3 separate regions of the Homo sapiens genome follow, and regions 1 and 2 are each linked to region 3. Evidence: chromatin contacts called from ENCODE Hi-C data. All regions are on one chromosome and are shown on one strand. The core of a region is the stretch at or near the end of the contact, and the rest is flanking DNA. Distances in the headings are between cores, read along the strand shown. Region 1 holds the start of STYK1 (serine/threonine/tyrosine kinase 1). Region 2 overlaps LINC02446 (long intergenic non-protein coding RNA 2446). Region 3 has its middle 13 kb from the start of KLRF1.

The links. Hi-C counts contacts between places; a loop is a spot of excess contacts on that map. Pooled maps may share reads with other maps.
Region 1: a pooled map shows a loop between it and region 3 (5-fold over the local background). The contact joins the promoter of STYK1 here to the enhancer-like site in region 3. A Hi-C loop is called at or near these places in 8 of 50 pooled maps.
Region 2: a loop to region 3 is called in a pooled map, with 3 times the contacts of the local background. The contact joins two enhancer-like sites. A Hi-C loop is called at or near these places in 2 of 168 maps with a recorded cell type or tissue (CD4-positive, alpha-beta T cell and CD4-positive, alpha-beta memory T cell) and 7 of 50 pooled maps.

What each region holds. Positions count from the first base shown.
Region 1 is chr12:10,672,245-10,676,358 of GRCh38, forward strand. It overlaps STYK1 (serine/threonine/tyrosine kinase 1), which reads right to left and starts at 1,808. Exons shown (of 11, transcript NM_018423.3): 1 at 1,722-1,808.
Region 2 is chr12:10,557,928-10,561,768 of GRCh38, forward strand. The region is part of intron 1 of LINC02446 (long intergenic non-protein coding RNA 2446); the gene reads left to right. Among named protein-coding and RNA genes, the nearest start is that of LINC02446, 6.5 kb to the left of the region's middle. Within about 2 kb of position 1,469, at least 3 of the 41 ENCODE cell types and tissues checked have a DNase peak (open chromatin) inside an H3K27ac peak, as active enhancers do.
Region 3 is chr12:9,812,237-9,816,183 of GRCh38, forward strand. It overlaps a transcript of KLRF1 not described here. Among named protein-coding and RNA genes, the nearest start is that of KLRF1, 13 kb to the right of the region's middle. Within about 2 kb of position 2,060, at least 5 of the 41 ENCODE cell types and tissues checked have a DNase peak (open chromatin) inside an H3K27ac peak, as active enhancers do.

The sequences.
Region 1 (4,114 bases), core at 558-3,057, 860 kb after region 3:
GGGGCGCCGACAGGTACGGGGTGCACAGCAGGAAATCAGAGGCAGGTGAGCCAGCAAAGCTTCATCTGCATTTACAGCCACTCCCCATCGCTGTCATTGCCTCCTGAGCTCCTCCTCCTGTCAGATAAGCCACGACATTAGATTTTCTTTCTTTTTCTTCCTCTTGTATTTTTGGTAGAGATGGGTTTCGCCAAGTTGCCCAGGCTGGTCTCAAACTCCTGAACTCAGGGCGATCCACCCACCAACTCCTCCTAAAGTGGTGTGATTACAGGTGTGAGCCACCGTGCCCACTAGCATTAGATTGTCATAGGAGCGTGAACCCTATTGTGAACTGCTCATGTGAGGGATATAGGTTGCGAACTCCTTATGAGACTCTAATGCCTGATGACGTAAGGTGGAACAGTTTCATTCTGAAACCATCTCCCGCCAACCTCATCGGCATCTGTGAAAAAAATTGTCTTCCACAAAATCAGTCCCTGGTGCCTGGTGCCAAAAGCCATGCAGTTTGTGGTACCTTGTTACAGCAGCCCTAGCAAACTCACACAGTAATGGAGGCACTGAACGAAAAAGTATATGATTTTCATTGAAGCAAATACTTCATGATGTCTCATTGAAAGACCTAGCTGCCCCCTAGCTAGCTGTCAGTGGAGATTCCGGTGCATTGAGGGGGAAAAACCAGGTAGACAGCACAGAGTTCTGTTTCCAGGTGTATTTCAGTTGAGCTGTGCTGCACATTACAGTAACTCGACTCCTTTATTGCCACTACTTCCCACCGAGTGGGAAGGAAGTGTGGTCTCATAGGTATAAGAAACTCCAATGTGGAGAGGACCCATTACAGAAGGAAGCAACAATCGCATAAATGAAAGAAAGAAAGGGGGGATGAAGGGTTGATAGAGAAAAATGAAAGAGGAAAAAAGACATTGAAAAGAAAACAGAGGCTAAAATGGTGAAACCCCGTCTCTACTAAAAATACAAAAAAATAAATAGCCGGCCGTGGTGGTGGGAGCCTGTAATCCCAGCTACTTGGGAGGCTGAGGCAGGAGAATCGCTTGAACCTGGGAGGCGGAGGTTGCAGTGAACCGAGATCGCGCCATTGCACTCCAGCCTGAGTGACAGAGCAAGACTCCCTCCCCCACTCCCCACCCCAAATAAAAAGAAGGAAAGAAAACAGAGATTCAGTCAACAAGGGATAGCACATCAGGCTGTACACTTTTAAAGCATGGTTATTGATATCTCATTTAAATATCGCAACAACCCTGGAAAGTAATTACCGTATTTATGCTTTGCAGATGAGGAAGCCGAAGCTGAAAGCAACGATTCCATGGTCTGAAAGGCTATGCAGTCCTCTGACAAGTAATTCCTGTAACCTCATTCTTTCCCTTCCCCCTCTCCTGATGGCCCCCTCTCCAGGAATAAACAGAGGTCCCCCATTCCTGGGTTTTCTCATGTTTCTCTCTGCACCAAATCTGCTGAGTCAGGTTTACTCCCTTATCATATAGAAACACAGAAGCCAAACCCCACAAGATGCTGGTTCCGAAGAAACACAGGTTAATTCACTTGGTGATTTCTGTTTGTTCACATAAACACCCGTTCCGCTCCCAGCCTCTTCCCTTTTTCTCCCTCCCCAACTGCAAAGTCCTCCCCCAGCTGCCTCGCTGCCATTCCCTTCCCACCTTCTTTACCCTCCCCGCCGCGCCCGCCCCCCATACCCCGTTCACTACCGTGTCCCTCCTCTGGTCACTCCGGTTTCCGATGGCACCGGCCCAGTCGGAGGGGAAATAATGACAGGGTTGGGTAGGGCAAGGTGTGCCAGCCTCAAGGAAATGCTTTTCAGTCCCTCCTTCCCACTGCGGGGCGTGGCTGCCGGCAAAGGATGGAGTTCGGGCGGGCTCCCGCGAAGGGAAGTCTGCGGGCTCCGAGGTTTCCGGGACTCGCCACACTCGAGCCACAGGAAACCTCTGCTGCAACTGTAAAGGCTGGACTTGTTGCTGATCTATACTCATTTCCTACTCTAGTGATTGCTAGATGTCAGGTATCACGGTGACTCCAGTCCAGGTGAAAACGGAGTCACGATACAGGGCAACAGCGCCACCTCACGGCCGGCCCCGTAGCAGCGGCCTCCATTGGCGCCTAAAAATGGTCAGGATTCACATTCAGGTGGATTATTCCGCGCCAGGAACATTCTCCACCTGAAGGCTTTGCCGGGGTGTTACAAGATAATACTGAAGGGACGGGAGTGGTGGCTTACGCCTGTAATCCCAGAACTTTGAGAGGCCAAGGCGGGTGGATCACCTGAGGTCAGCAGTTCGAGACCAGCCTGGCCAACGTGGCGAAACCCCGTCTCTACTAAAAATACAAAAATTAGGCGTGATGGCGGGCGCCTATAATCCCAGCTACTCAGGAGGCTGAAGCAGGAGAATCTCTTGAACCCAGGAGGCAGAGATCGCATAGAGCCGAGATTGTGCCACTGCATTGCAGCTTGGGCGACAGAGCAAGACTCCGTCTCAGAAAAAAAAAAAAAAAAAAGAAAAAAAAAAGTACTGACCACTGCGGAGACGTGGGGGAACCTATAAGGAATTAATGAGAATTAAAACCCCAAGATTACGTAATAGATCATTCATTTAGAGCCCGCGCGCGCGCGCGCGCGCACACACACACACACACACACACACACACATATATCCCATTATGTCCTGGGTTCTCCTCTGGGGAAACAGTGAACAAGGTAGTTATGTTACCCGTCCACATGGAAACTAAAATAATAGAAAATACTTAAGACAATAGATAGCTGAAGGAATTCTGTTAGATATTAACACCTAATACAAATTCAATTAAAGAAATAAGAGTCATAGGTAACTTGAATATGTGACCAATTTATTCAGCATTGAACGCATACCAAACACAAACTGACAGTCATTAGAGCAAAAAGAACTTGAGTCAATGTAATGTGGCATATTTAGAGATTGAGGTATGTCAGTTCTCTAGAGCTTTCTCTATTGGCATTTTCACTTCCTTCAGGGCTTTTTAAAAACAGGATGAATTGTACTTAATGCCACTGAACTGTTCATTTTTAAATGGCTAATGGTTGATTTTATGTTATGTGAATTTTACCTCAAAAGGGGAAAGGAAGACATCTCATCAGTTAGTTGTTCTTTAGATTCTTTATGTCATAAGTGATACATCAAATCCAAATGAACTGATTGGAACTTCATATTATGTAATTTTCTACTCTACCTCCCCAAGCATGCTCCTCCATGACAGATAAAGTGGTTTACTCATTTTTAAAATTTCTGCAATGTATTGCTAGATACTCATTCTGATGCACAGAATTTTGTCTAAAATCTAGTTACTATTATAGAAATAGAAGTTAAAAAAGAAACCAAAATACAATCCAGAAAGGGGAGGCAAAATTTTTCTCTCCAATTTTTTTGAGCAAATCACATAAATTATACATTAAAAACATTTTGAGTTAGAGAAAACACTGGAAATGATAATGCCCACACACAGAAACAACTAAGTACCAAATAGTCTGAGTTACACAGCAGACATTCACCAGGAGTTATATATGTATAGCTAGTCCCACACATTATACTCATTAATAAGATGGTTAGAATATCCATTATTTCTCTTTTTTCTTCAAGTTTTCATTCCCTTGTAATTTCAATTATTACCTCCATCTCAAATTTATAAGCCTCCAACTCATTGTCAACAATGCTTTGGCCCCAGTGTTTCTACCAGATCGTTATTTCTGCCTCATTATTAATTCCATAGGAATTTGTTGAATGCCCATTATCTCTCTGTCCAGATTAAGTACTGAACGGTAGTGGGAAGTCACACTGAAATATACACTGGAGATCTCTTCCTTCTCCAGTTTAGCCTACATGAATCCTAACTGCCAGATCCTGCGCTCCTCTAAACTGTTAAAGCCATCCATCCATGTGTTACTTAGTATATTCCCTCTTGTATGATTCTGCAGTTGTGAGGAAGGAATCTACTGGTTTAGTGGGGTGGAATCTATTTACGGAAGGCATGGAGGAATTCCTGGAAAGTCACTCATTATAAGAAAAAAGAAAATCAAAGCACAAAGGTATTTTCCACTAACAAGAATAGCTTG
Region 2 (3,841 bases), core at 219-2,718, 750 kb after region 3:
CCAGGACCAGCAACTGAAACATCACCTGGGAACTGTTAAAAATGCAAATTCTTGGGCTCTCCGCCAGAATCACTGAATCAGAAACTCTGAAATGGGACCCAATAATCAGCAGCTTAACAAGCTCTCCAGGTGATTCTTATGCCAAATAAAGTTTGAAATTCCCTGGTGCTGGCGCTGGAAGCAAATGAGTCACAGCTGTGAAGAATCCCTACCATTAATACCCTGGGTGGGATAAATAAAAATGGGAAACTAAAAAGTTAAATGATCAGAGGTTGGCTGTAGTTCAAAAGTAAGGATATACCTGAATATAAAATTCTTTCTTAACCTAAATGCAAAATGGGAATATGTTTAATCATTTATATAGCATCTCACTGGTTTTTTCCAGCTTGAGACATGATTCACAAAAATTGTATATATTTAAAATGTACATGATGTTTTGATATACATATACATTGTGAAACAATTACCACAATGAAGTTAACATAACCATGACCTCACCTAGCCACCATTTTGTGTGTGTGGGGTTAAAAACCCTTAAGACCTGCTCTTAGCAAATGTCAAGTATACAGTACCTTATTATTAACTATAGTCACCATGCTGTACGTTAGGTCTCCAGAACTTACTCATCTTCTAACTAAAAGTTTGACTAACTTCTCCCCCAGCCCCCAACCCCTGGTAACTACCACTCTACCCTTTGTTACTGTGTCTTCAACTTTTTTAGATTCCACATACAAGTGAGATCACGCAATATTTGTGTTTTGGCGTCTGGCTTATTTCACTTAGAATAGTGTCCTCTAAGTTTATCCATGTTGTCACAAATAGCAGGATTTCCTTATATATTTATAGAATAAAAACTAGACCGAATTATGCATTATGTTTCTTTCCTCTTCCCAATTTTTGATACCTGAAAATGATAATCTCCAGGTCAAGCCTAACAGAGCATTGCCTGTTGCCCGATGGTAATAACACCAAGAGCAGGCGCAATGCCTATATGGGGTCAATTTATAGCCTAGACACATAGCTCTAAACACATTCTCAGTGATTCATTCCAATTACTCCTCCACCTGGTGGATTTACACTGGCATTTTTCATGCCCATCTAGGTTCTTCCTAGTACCTCACCTTTTCGGCCAACTTTCACTGGTCATCCATTGGTTAAAACTCAGTCAATGTCATATCATCTTGTCAAAGCATGTTCAAACCAACAGTAAATAATATATAAATAATATCTAATAGTAAATAATAATGGAAATAATTATAGTAAATAATAAATAGTATATAAAATATATAACTAAATGACACATAAGTGAGTTCTAGATCACTATGCCAACTCAATCCTCCAACCTCATAAGAACTGAAAATCCATTATCAAAGACACTATGAAAATACAGCATAAAATAGACCCAGATACTTCCTGAGAGGTTAACAACATGTAGCCCACCAGAGGAAGAGCTGCAGCTGGAGCTAGCTGGGCTCTGTGAGCTAAAACCACACAGGAAGCCTCAAGCACAGGGGCTCACTGTGTACCAGGAGGCCCAGGGGGACCCTGACAAGACCTCCTCTCTTCTCCCGCTTTCATCCAAGGTCTAGGAACAAGGCAAAAAGCTAATTCTTAAAATAACAGGGATTTAAGATGTACCTTTAAATCCTTGGCTTGCTTTAAATTTGGCTGCTTGAGTATGGATTCTCCCCATAGGTTTACCGTAAGAAACATTCACATGATAATGTGATATTGTACTAAAGAGTCTGATGATTGAAAATAGAATGTTTGGACCCAGATTGGTAGTTTTTTTTTTTTTTTTTTTTTTTTTTTTGTCTTTTTGGGAGTTTTCCTTCATTTTTTTTTTTACGATTTCTAATAGTCATACTTTACCTTAGATTCCATGTTTTTGAAAAGTATTTTGTTGGATTTATTGAAAGTGAGAAAATTAATAATTCCTTTTATTATTATTGACTCTCTTCAAAAATAAGCATTGGCTAATTCTTTGTGCTGTCACTCACATTCCATAGTTTACTAGCTGAATCAAACCAATATATAGAAAAGACATGTGTCAAATACAGTTTTTGGGGGGTTAGGATTTTTTTGTTGTTGTTATTGTTGCTGTTTGACATATATCATCTAATTCTCCAAAATGATATCCGTGTTTTAGAGATGAAAAATTAGGGGCATTAGATGACTCACGAAAGGACATTCAATTGACAAATGTACATCTATATTTTATGTAGTCTACTTTAATCCTCGCTTATACTTACATAGGTAGGAAGGAGAGGATAAATTATGTGATCATTCTCACCCTACTTTTCTGTAATTAATTATAGAAAATGTTTGTCAAATTTTTTTTTAAAAAGCCTTTTCCATACAAATCACTTTGTTTTTTACATTCAAGGGATATGACACACAAATGTTGGTTTTTTTTTTTTTTCTTTTTTTTTGAGATGAAGTCTCACTCTGTCGCCCAGGCTGGAGTCAGTGGTGCCATCTCGGCTCACTGCAATCTCCACCTCCCTGGTTCAAGTGATTCTCCTGCCTCAGCCTCCCGCGTAGCTGGGCCTAAAGGCATACGCCACCACGCGTGGCTAATTTTTGTATTTTAGTACAGATGGTGTTGAGGAAAACCATCTTTAAAAGGCTGCTTTCCAAAGATAACTCCTCCTCTCCAAAAAGAGTTGCCTATACATGTTCTCCCTCTTCACATATGAATTCTGCTGTGTTAAAATGCTGAGTTCTAGAGAAGAGGGGGAATCTTGTGGAAACCCATATTATTAAAAATCATCTCAGCCTCACAGTTCAAATGTTGGAAAAATCAAACCACCAAGATATTTTATTAACAGTATTTCCTACCATAATCTACCTTAATAACAGCACCAATAATCCTTTTCTCACAGGTAGAGAATATCTTTTCCAACAGAGAAATACCCGTAACCAATGCAAATATTTTTTACTCATGTGCCATATTTGCTGTTGGAAATCATTATACAATGAAAAATATGTACAAAGTTCAGTATGTCACATAAACCAAATATTGTAGAATAATTCAAATTGGAAGAGTTGCAACTATTAAATGGGATGAAGAAAGTTTATTGTACCATCATTAGTCTTTAGCATTGTACTTGTTATTTTACAAAATATCTGTTTATATAGCTTTCAATCCAAGTTGATCATACATTCAGGGAAGGCAGAAATTGTGTTACTCACTTTTGAACCATCAACATACAGTGCAATTTATAAAAACCACTAATAAATAATTGCTGAATGAATGCTTTTTCTTTGATTTTTGTTTTTTGTTTGGGACAGGGTTTCACTCTGTTGCCCAGGGCGCAGTGTAGTGGCCTGATCATAGATCACTGCAGCCTCTACTTTGAATTGTCTCTCGGGCTCAGGCAATCCTCCCATCTCGGCTCCCTGAGTAGCAAGAACTATGGGCATGTGCCACCATGCCCAGCTAATTTTTAAAATTTTTCCCTTTTTGTAGAGACAGGGTCTTGCTTTGTTGCCCAGGCTGGACTCAAACTCCTAGCCTCAAACAATCTTCCCACATTGGCCTCTCAAAGTGCTGAGATTATAGGCATGAACCACCATGCCTGGCTGAATGAATGCATATTTTTATGGTTTAACATAGTAGAAGACAAACAATTTTAAATTATAAGTACTAAAAAGCTTTTAATTTATTTGACACAGAGTCTTGCTCTGTGGCCCAGGCTGGAGTGCAATGGTGCCTTCTTAGCTCACTGCAATCTCAGCCTCCCAAATTGAAGGGATTCTGCTGCCTCAGCCTCCTGAGTAAGCTGGGACTACAGGTGTGAGCCACCACACACAGCTAACTTTAGTATTTTTTGGTAGA
Region 3 (3,947 bases), core at 810-3,309:
CGCCTGTAGTCCCAGCTACTCGGGAGGCTGAGGCAGGAGAATGGTGTGAATCCGGGAGTCAGAGCTTGCAGTGAGCCCAGATTGCACCACTGCACTCCAGCCTGGGCGACAGAGCGAGACGCCGTCTCAGGAAAAAAAAAAAAAAAAAAAAAAAGATTGGGTTCTTTTTCCAATCTGAGTTATGGTAGGACAGTCTGACTTATGGCAGGACAGCAAGGCTGGGGAGAAGGTTGTCCGCTGGCATCAGGCAATCTGTCAAGATATTTTGGAAATTTCCCAGCTATGGTTGTTTTGGCAATGCTTTTCAGTATTTCCTTCCTGTTTAATTATGGGAAGGAAAACTTATGGCAATTAATAACCCTGGGATACCTGACTAGTCCCTCATCCTGCTATCTATCAGATTCTGGTTTCTCATTTGTTTGTCTGTTTCTGTTATTTTACCCACAGGGAGTCTGTTTCATGTTCCTTGGGGTATATTTTATCACCTGAAATACAGAGGATAATATTTATTACCTTAGAGAGAATGGAAAACTTATGGGAATTGCCTATGATGTGGGAAGAAATCAGTCTGACTTCCTAATAAGCAGGGGCAGTTTTGAGACAGAATATTGTTGTTGCTTTCTCTTTTAATGCAGTTTGACCGTATTTGTCAAATCAGTTACTTATTCATTTAATTTTGTAGTGTTGTTTAAGCATTTCAAATGCTTGTACACTTGGAGGATATGAGAGCATTCATCATCAAGAGGTAAAACTTCCATGGGGGATGGGCCGATCACAGAGTGGGTGGTCAGCCATTGGGTTGCCCTCCAGGCTTGGGGGAATATCCTTGCAGCAAAGTGCACTGTGGAAACCTGCTGCCAGTCTCATGGCATTCCCTCTTTTATGTCTTTTTATTTTTTTATTTTTTTAATTAATTAATTTATTATTATTATACTTTAAGTTTTAGGGTACATGTGCACAATGTGCAGGTTAGTTACATATGTATACATGTGCCATGCTGGTTCTTTTATGTCTTAACTGACATATAAATCTAACCAAAAATTCCTTCCTAAAAACCTTGTAGGATTTTAAAATTAATTAATTATTTTCGAGACGGGGACTCTTTCTGTAGCCAGGCTGGAGTGCGGTGGTATGATCAGGGCTCACTGCAGCTTTTAACTTCTGTGCATGTGATCCTCCCACCTCAGCCTCCCCAGTAGCTGGGAGTACAAGCGCAGGCCCCCACGCCCAGCTGGAATTTTAAAAAATAGAATAACAAATTTACAAGGTCGCAATTTCGACTCTTTTCACACATTTCATGATACGGAGGAAGAAAACATTTTTCCCCCGAGAGAGGCTTCAGGATGGCTGTCTACAGGCCCTCAGTACTTTCCTCCACAAAGAAGAACCAAAACACCCAGTAGAAAATCAGACTTGGAATACAGCATCTAAAAGAACACATTCGAATTAAGCAGAGAAGCGACAGGAAAGCTCTGAGGCAGGAAAGAGACAGAGGGGAGGCAGGTAGCTCAGCTGAAACTGTCTGGGAGCCCAGAGACTTCTTAGTGCAGGGAAAGTGTGTCCACATTCCCACCGCAGACTCCTGCAGTCGTAGCCATGGGAGAGCCCTGGGGGCCCCGAGACTAGGATGGGGAGCTGCCTGGAGCCTGCACCGCGCAACAGCACTGTTCCAGGACGGAGCTCAGGCGAGGTCCCACACACCTCCTGGACCAGGCTATTTGGAGCCCAGCCCCAACAAGACTTCATCCTGCCTCGGGTCTCAACAGCTTCCGCATCTCCACATCCCTGGAGCCCCGCAGACATCCTTCACTTCCCCCACAACACCCCACACACCGGGAGGGCTGTAGTGGCACAAGGCTGATTGGTGCCAGCCGTGTGGCTGGGTCCCTGGCACTCTAGCCCCAAAGGTGTTCTACACCCCGGGGGAATCGGCAGTGCAGTGCACTGGGGAGGCTGCCTCCAGTCAAAGGGAGCCAAAACGCAAGCTCCCCAGAGCCTGACAGCCACTTGAGTGAGGTCGCTGCCACTGACAGCCACCCCGACTCCCAATAGCAAAGCAGCTGCGCACCGACAGGCTTTCTCCACCCACTGCCATCTCCACAGCCGGGACTGCCACCACCCAAGCACGCCGCTGGGAGGCGCCTGGGGATTGCCCACTCTGCCAACCACAGCCTGAGCCCTGAGCACAACATAGGGGATTGGGTTGTCTGAGGGTAGGACCACACCACCAAGCAAAGCCTCTCCCAGTGCCTGAGCACACTGCCCAGGGGCCTGGGGATCCATGGCCCTGTCCCACCCGTAGCTCCGCGTATGCTCCTGCACCATCAGGAGGCCTGACTGAAGACCCAGCCTGGCTGCTCGCAAGCCCCACCTACCACAGCCTGTGTGCACCATCAGGAGGCCTGAGGTTGGACCCGCAAAGCCTGGTACGGCCCACAAGTGCCCAAGTGCATCATTCAGTGGCCTGGGGACCGCCTTTCCACCACCGCTGACATCTGCACTCCTTTGGGGGCCCGAGGGCTGCCCGCCCAGCCCACCCTTTGCTGCCACCATAAAAGGTTATTGTAATGGAGGTAAAGAGTAGAATGATAGTTACTAGCAGCTGTGAAGGATGTGTGTGTGTGTGTGTGGGAGGGGGGAGGTATGCAAACATACAATTAGAAGGAATAAGTTCTAGTGTTCAACAGAATAGTAGAGTGACTATAGTTAACGACGATGTATTTTATATTTCAAAATAGTTATGAGAAGATTTGAAGTGTTCCCAACACAAAGAAATAATAAATGCTTGAGGTGATGGATATCCTAAACACCCTGACTTGATAATTACACAACCGATGCATGTATCAAAATATGACATGTACCTTAGAGATACATGAAAATATTATGTACCAATAAGAATATAAAAAAGAAATAAAATGAAACAAGAATACTTTTCTTATAAATCATGATGATAACAAGAACTATAGAAATTGCACCTTCAAATTAACTTGACAAGGCAAATCCTACCTATTTTCTAATATACTACTTTCTAGCTTAAATGTAAAAAGCCAGTTATTTCAATGAATTCAAAATTTATTTGTGGAAGTAACAGAAATGTCTCAACATGCTATGGTTTGATTAATCATTTCTACACTAACTTCTGAGAGAAGATTTGACAAGAGGACTCTGGGATAGGAGCTATCTATATCCAGGATGATTCTATCTGAGCCGCAGATGGACTTCTGTGGATTTTTTGTGTGGTTGAGGTCTATTTCTCTGTCAGCAGATACCACTTGAGTAGCAGGAGACAAGGTATAGCTTGCTACGCACTCCATCTTTCTTTTCTTTGACTCTGTCCAGCTAATTGTACAAAGTGTGTGGATCAAGCAATGACCTAGATTATCATTATATTGGATCCAAGTTATTGGTGTGTTTCTTGGGTTGGCCTAGCATTGTATTTACCAAGACTATGAGGAAAGTGGTGCTAAAATACGCTCCTGTAAATCTCCTGGCTTCCAGGCATAGTCCTTACCACAATGTGTAAGAGCAACCCAATTTCTGCCTGTATGGCTGCTGCGGCTGCTGCTGCTTCTTATTCCTCTTCTTATTCTTCTTCTTTTGAGATGGAGTTTCACTCTTGTTGCCCAGGCTGGAGTGCAATGGCGTGATCTCAGCTCACTGAAACCTCCGCCTCCTGGATTCAAGTGATTCTCCTGCTTCAGCCTCCTGAATAGCTGGGATTACAGGCACACGCCACCACGCCTAGCTGATTTTGTATTTTTAGTAGAGATGGGGTTTCTCCAGGTTGGTCAGGCTGGTCTCGAACTCCTGATCTCAGGTGATCTGCCCGCCTCGGCCTCCCAAAGTGCTGAGATTAAACTGTGAGCCACTGCGCCTGGCCACAGCAATCTTCTTCTCTGCCAGCTGCTTCAATGACTGCGGAGCCCAACGTGCAACAAGGAAGTCTC